2 separate regions of the Homo sapiens genome follow, and region 2 is linked to region 1. The links are chromatin contacts, found by Hi-C or POLR2A ChIA-PET in ENCODE. All regions are on one chromosome and are shown on one strand. Each heading gives the region's core, a stretch centred on a gene start or an enhancer-like site at or near the end of the contact. The rest is flanking DNA. Distances are from core to core; before and after follow the strand shown.

Region 1 (3,288 bases), core at 437-2,936:
CCGCCTCGGCTTCCCAAAGTGCTGGGATTACAGGCGTGATCCACCACGCCCAGCCCCACCTGGCCCATTTTTGTATTTTTTTAGTAGAGATGGGATTTCACCATATTGGCCAAGGTGGTCTTGAACTCCTGACCTCAGGTGATCTGCCTGCCTCGGCCTCCCAAAGTGCTGGGATTACAGATGTGAGCCACCACACCCAGCCTGGAACTGGGATCCTAACCCAGGTTTATTTGACTGCAAAGCACTTAACCCAGCAAGGCAGGAGAGCAGGATGGTTAAGAGCACAGAATTGGGCTGGGCGCAGTGGCTAAACGCCTGTAATCCCAGCACTTTGGGAGGCCGAGGCGGGCGGATCACTCGAGGTCGGGAGTTCAAGACCAGCCTGACCAACACGGAGAAACCCCGTCTTACTAAAAATACAAAAGTAGCCAGGCGTGGTGGCACATGCCTGTAATCCCAGCTACTCTGGAGGCTGAGGCAGGAGAATCGCCTGAACTCGGGAGGTAGAGGTTGCGGTGAGCCAAGATCGTGCCATTGCACTCCAGCGTGGGCAACAAGAGTGAAACTCCGTCTAAAAAAATAAAAAGAGCACAGAATCTAGCCAGGCACAGTGACTCCCACTTGTAATCCCAGCAATTCAGGAGGCTTGGACAGGAGGATTGCTTGAGCCCAGGATCTCGAGGCTGCAGTGAGCTATGAAGGCACCACTGCACTCCAGCCTGTTTTTTTGAGACAGAGCAAGACCTTGTCCCCTCAAAAAAAAAGAGTACAGAGTCTGGAATTGCAAGACTGGAGTGAGCAGCAGTGCCACATTTTAAAATAAAAGCTCTTTTTTCTTTATTTTTTTCCCCAGTCAGGATTTAGTTTGTATCAACAGGACCCCTTTGCCCCCTGCTGGTCAGACTTGGAGCCCCAGCTCCTCCTTGTGGGATGGAGTAGGGGGTCCTCCCTTGTGCCTGGCGCTCAGCCCTCTGCAGAGCATCACAGCTGAATGCGAAGCCCAGAACCCCACTGCAAGCTGGCTTCAGGGGCGTGGCTTTTCTTGTTGCCAGCCAGCCCAGTGCTTAACCCAGGTCTCAGAAGGCAGGAACTGAGCCCCCTAGGTCCCAGAGCCCCGGGGGCAGGCCAGTTTCTCAAGACCCTCTGTCCACTGCTGGTCCTGAGACCCTCACTCAGTTGAAGTCAGGGCTGAGTTTGTTCAGAAGCCCCAGCATGTGAAGGCCCCCAGCTGGCCTGGGCCAGCGCTCACCCTGGGGGAGCCTTGGGGACACATCTCATGTCCCCAGTGAGCTCTGCACTCTGCCTTCCTGGCCCTGTTGCCCACTGTGGCTCTGACCCCACTCCGGCCGCCCGTCCCGGAGTCCCACTCACCGTGTTTCACGTTGTCCTTCCACTCGCCCACATAGTAGTCGCCATTCACAGCGTATACCTGGCTCCGCAGGCCGTTCCTCTGGGCCTTCCGGTCCCACCCCTTCCACAGGGACTCCGACTTTTTTGGGCACTTAGAGACTGGCATGGTGGCTGCTTCTGCAAGGCTGGAGGGTGCTGGAAAGGGGTTAGGGACATCTGGGGCTCAGCGCGCCCCGTGTAATGCCGGGATCCTGAGCTCAAGTGGGGAGAGTCATGTGTGTTCTGAGTCCCTGGGGCAGGTGAACAGCCCTTAGTGGGGATCCTTTAGTGCTGGACTGACCTTTGGTTGGCCCCTCCCTTGCCTCTCCTGGGGCCCCCTCCCAGGGGGTCTGATGGCACAATTACTTGGGAATCTAGGGAAACCAGTAGAGCAGGAGGGTTTGTGATGGCATCAGGGAGAAGCTGCCCCCAGGGAGGGGGTGGCGGTCATATATACATATATATATATATATATATTTTTTTTTTTATGTCTTCTAAATATTTTTATTTATTTATGTATTTATTTATTTATTTAGAGATGGAATCTTGCTTTGTTGCCCAGGCTGGAGTGCAGTGGCACCATCTCGGCTTACTACAACCTCTGCCTCCTGGGTTCAAGTGATTCTCGTGCCTCAGCCTCCTAAGTAGCTGGTATTACAGGCGCCCACCACCACGCCTGGCTAATTTTTGTATTTTTAGTAGAGACGGGGGTTTCACCATGCTGGGCAGGTTGGTCTCAATTTCCTGATCTCAAATGATCCATCCACCTCAGCCTCTCCAAGTGCTGGGATTACAGGCATGAGCCACTGAGCCAAATATGAATCCAAAATATGAACCCAAAATATGGGTTACATATTTTGACAATCACACCTAGGAGTAGGGAAAAATAATTCCAGGCAAAGAAAATAGGCAGAGCAAAAGCTGGGAGTGGGGAAACAATCTCAGGTCCTAAATTCTATGCCGTTGGGATTTTTTCTTCTCCCATTTCCAAATATCACATGTACTATTAATCTTTATATGTAAATTAACTCACTTGGCAGAGGTTGCAGTAAGCCGAGATCATGCCGCTGCACGCCAGCTTGGATGACAGAGTGAGAACTTTTCTCAAGAAGAAAATAAAAATAAGTTAACTCACTTTAAAAAAATCAATACATATATTGAAAAAAGGAGGGCCAGGCGCAGTGGCTCATGCCTGTAATCCCAGCACTTTGGGAGGCCGAGGCGGGTGGATCACCTGAGGTCAGGAGTTCGAGACCAGCCTAGTCAACATGGTGAACCCTTGTCTCTACTAAAAATACAAAAATTAGCCAGGCCTGGTGGTACGCGCCTGTAATCCCAGCTACTCAGGAGGCTGAGGCATGAGAACAGCTTGAATCCAGGAGGCGGAGGTTGCAGTGAGCCGAGATTGCACCATTGCACTACAGGTTGGGAGACAGAGCAAGACTCAGTCTTAAAAAATAATAATAAAATAGGCCGGGCTCAGTGGCTCACGCCTGTAATCCCCAGCACTTTGGGAGGCCGAGGCGGATGGATCACCCGAGGTCAGGAGTTCAACACCAGCCTGGCCAACATGGCGAAACCCTGTCTGTACTAAAAATACAAAAATTAGCTGGGTGTGGTGGCGGGCGCCTGTAATCCCAGCTACTCGGGAGGCTGAGGCAGGAGAATCGCTTGAACCAGGGAGGAGAAGGCTGCAGTGAGCCGAGATTGCACCACTGCACTCCAGCCTGGGCGAGACAGAGTGAGACTCTGTCTCAAAAAAAAAAAAAGACTGGGCGCGGTGGCTCACGCCTGTAATCCCAGCACTTTGGGAGGCCGAGGCGGGTGGATCACGAGGTCAGGAGATTGAGACCATCCTGACTAACATGGTGAAACCCCGTCTCTACTAAAAATACAAAA
Region 2 (3,030 bases), core at 373-2,872, 40 kb before region 1:
CAGTGGAAAGGCCGGGAGATGGGGAGTGGGAAGCAGCCTTCCCTGCTCAGTTACTTGCTGCCTGTGTGACCTCAAGCAACTCACTCTCCCTGTCCGGGCCTCAATTCCTGAATTGATCAAAGAAGGCTGCTACTCAAAAGTTTCTCTGACTTTGAGAATAAAATTGAGGGAGCCCCTGAAAGGAGATCAGGGAGTGTGTTTGCATAAACAGACGGCACTCTCATTTTTAGTTTAGACAGGACGGACTTCTGCTCTGTTAATTTCAAATCCTAAGAGACCAGGTTCTGCCTGCTGCCTGAAGAATCTCTAAAAGCAGCTGGCATTTACTGAACACTCACTCAGTGCTAGGTGCCTTAACTCCTGGGCTTACTCAACAACCCTCTGTGGTGATTTTGTCAAAGGGCTCTCCCAAGACCGCACAGCCAGTCTGGTGGAGCGGGATTTGAACCCAGCTCTGCTGGTGTTCAGAACTTGCTCAGGCACTTGTACCCATTGCGGTGTATAGGAACTCTGATTGATGTCCAGCCAGGGATGTGTTAGGACACTAGGAAATGAGAAATAGGGCAAAAGAGTTTCTTTTTTTTTTTTTTTTTTTTTGAGACGGAGTCTTGCTCTGTCACCCAGGCTGGAGTGCAGTGGTGCGATCTTGGCTCACTGCAAGCTCTGACTCCTGGGTTCACGCCATTCTGCTGCCTCAGCCTCTGGAGTAGCTGGGACTACAGGCGCCCACAACCACGCCTGGCTAATTTTTTTTGTATTTTTTTAGTAGAGACGGGGTTTCACCGTGTTAGCGAGGATCGTCTCGATCTCCTGACCTCATGATCCACCCGCCTCGGCCTCCCAAAGTGCTGGGATTAGAGGCGTGAGCCACCGGCGCCCGGCCGCAAAAGAGTTTCTTTTAAGCCAAAGAAAGTTTTATAATTGGTGGTGGGGAGGGAGCTACCAGTTGTCAGCTTTTCCCTGCAGCGCTTGGTATTTAAGATAATGGTTCCCCCTTTTCTTGTGGTCATGAGTTTATAGCTGCCCCAGGCTCCTTCTCACTCCTGAGGGGTGAGATCCAGATGAATGACACTTTCCTGCCTTCTCAAGTCCCTTCTTCCTTTCGAAGACAGGCCTCATGGTCAAATGTCACCTCCTTCTCTTGCTAAAAACAGTGTGGGGAAGTCAGGAGACTGGGGCAGCCAGTGGCATGGAGTGGGCCTTGGCCCACCCAGTCTGTCTCTTGGGGACTTTTATTTTCCCCCACCTGGGTGGAGAAGGCTTCCTGGCACTACTGATGGAATCCCCAAAGTTCTGCAGGCAGGGAAGGACCGAACCCCATGATACTCTCCATTCTGCAGTTACAAGAAGGTAACTGCATGTGCCATGAAGTTGGAAATCTATAGGAGGGATGGGATTGGGTGCAGGGTCTGACCATGCCCCACTCCCACTTAGACACCCAGCCTGTAAGTGAGCTTGGGAGAGGAGAGGGTGCCAGCAGCCCCAACGCCATGGTAACAGAGTGACAAGTTTCCTGGATTACTCTCCCTTGGCTTATGAGTCAGCACAACCAACTTCCTGCCCCCAGAGGGCTTCCTTCCCAGAGACCTGGAAAGTCAGAGGAGCTGACTTGACCTTTGATTGCCAAGGGATGGGGTCAACCAGGTGAGATTGAGGGAGGGTCTCCCACAAATCCTGGAGGGGATTGAGAGGTTCCCCACTTCATGGGTAGAACAGCCTGGCCAGGTGGCCGGGAAGTGTTGGGGATGGCTGGTGGGTGACCTCAGGCAAGAGGCTTTACTTCTTTGAAGCCAGTTTTCTTTTCTTTTCTTTTCTTTTTTTTTGAGACGGAGTTTCCTCTTTGTTGCCCAGGCTGGAGTGCAGTAGCACAATCTCAGCTCACTGCAACCTCCACCTCCCAGGTTCAAGCGATTCTCCTGCCTCAGCCTCCCGAATAGCTGGGATTACAGGCACACACCACCTCACCTGGCTAATTTTTGTATTTTTAGTAGAGACGGGGTTTCACCATGTTGGCCAGGGTGGTCTCAAACTCCTGATCTCAGGTGATCCACCCGCCTCGGCCTCCCAAAGTGCTGGGATTACAGGTGTGAGCCACCATGCCTGGCTGAAGCCAGTTTTTTAATGTGTATGGAGATGGCAGGTATCCTGCTCTCCCATGGACTCATATGAAGGTTCATTATGAGGCCAGACTGGGCCCATGAAACACAGGAATTTTCAGGGTCTGATGATGCACACCTTGCCCGGACCCTCTCTGATCTGCAGATGAGATTCTTGCTCCACACGGCAGTTCTAGGAACAGCAGGCCTCAGGCGCACCATCCTCCAAACTCTAATGAGAGATACAAAGCAAGGGGGCCTGGATATAGCATAGGATCAGCATCCCGTAGAGCTCCTTAAGCCCAGAGTACTCTTGTGGGCTTTGATTCAGGTCCTCTGTGCCTCAGTTTATACTTCATTGAGAGGCAGCCAGCCTCAGCCTGACCCCGTCCCCTGCAGGACTGGCGAGCATATGTGGTGATCTTGTCTGCTGGGGAAGGCAGGCTGTAACATTAGCCTGAGCTGAAGATAATTGGGAAGGTCAGTCTGCTGCCGTAAACAAAATGCTTTCCATGACCTGGGATCAATTATTTTTGGATTATCTGCCTCCTCAGTTCTCTGCCCGCCAGCACCCTTTTGTTCCCAAGTTCTAGAGCTGGTTCAGAAGTTTCCTGTAATTTCTATGAAAATGAGTTGGAAGGAACGACTCAAGTCATAAGACACTGAGCCTCTGTGACGTGTTCAGAGTTCAGGGACCATGTAAATGAGCAAGAAATTGCTATTACTATTCCTAGTACTGATCACTGATAGTAATTATTATTGCTGTTGTTGATTGGGCTCTTGCAATAGGCTAGATGGTGCCCCACGTAGCATCTTGTGTGATCCTCCTATAAACCAGGTGAGTATAGGTGATGGTCATTGAGAGGAAAGACTTGCGCATGGTCACCTGGCTGGGAAGCTGCAGAGCCCTGTGGCTGTGGTGTAGCGCCATTGC

Evidence for each region. A loop is a pair of places that touch in the nucleus more often than their neighbours do. ChIA-PET counts read pairs that join two places held with the same protein, here RNA polymerase II (POLR2A). Pooled maps may share reads with other maps.
Region 2: a map of adrenal gland shows a loop between it and region 1 (2.9-fold over the local background). The contact joins the enhancer-like site here to the promoter of MORN3 in region 1. A Hi-C loop is called at or near these places in 64 of 168 maps with a recorded cell type or tissue (A673, B cell, CD14-positive monocyte and 41 more), 37 of 37 single-sample maps with no recorded cell type and 44 of 50 pooled maps. POLR2A ChIA-PET finds 5 or more read pairs at or near these places in 44 of 52 experiments (A549, A673, AG04449 and 31 more).

What each region holds. Positions count from the first base shown.
Region 1 is chr12:121,667,968-121,671,255 of GRCh38, forward strand. MORN3 (MORN repeat containing 3) reads right to left here and starts at 1,687. Exons shown (of 6, transcript NM_173855.5): 1 at 1,372-1,687. The coding sequence starts at 1,516. The region is part of intron 1 of LOC105370034 (a long non-coding RNA gene); the gene reads left to right.
Region 2 is chr12:121,628,394-121,631,423 of GRCh38, forward strand. It overlaps the pseudogene ORAI1. Among named protein-coding and RNA genes, the nearest start is that of MORN3, 40 kb to the right of the region's middle. RefSeq lists an enhancer at 37-96. Within about 2 kb of position 1,623, at least 2 of the 41 ENCODE cell types and tissues checked have a DNase peak (open chromatin) inside an H3K27ac peak, as active enhancers do; they include adrenal gland, where a contact is called at or near this core.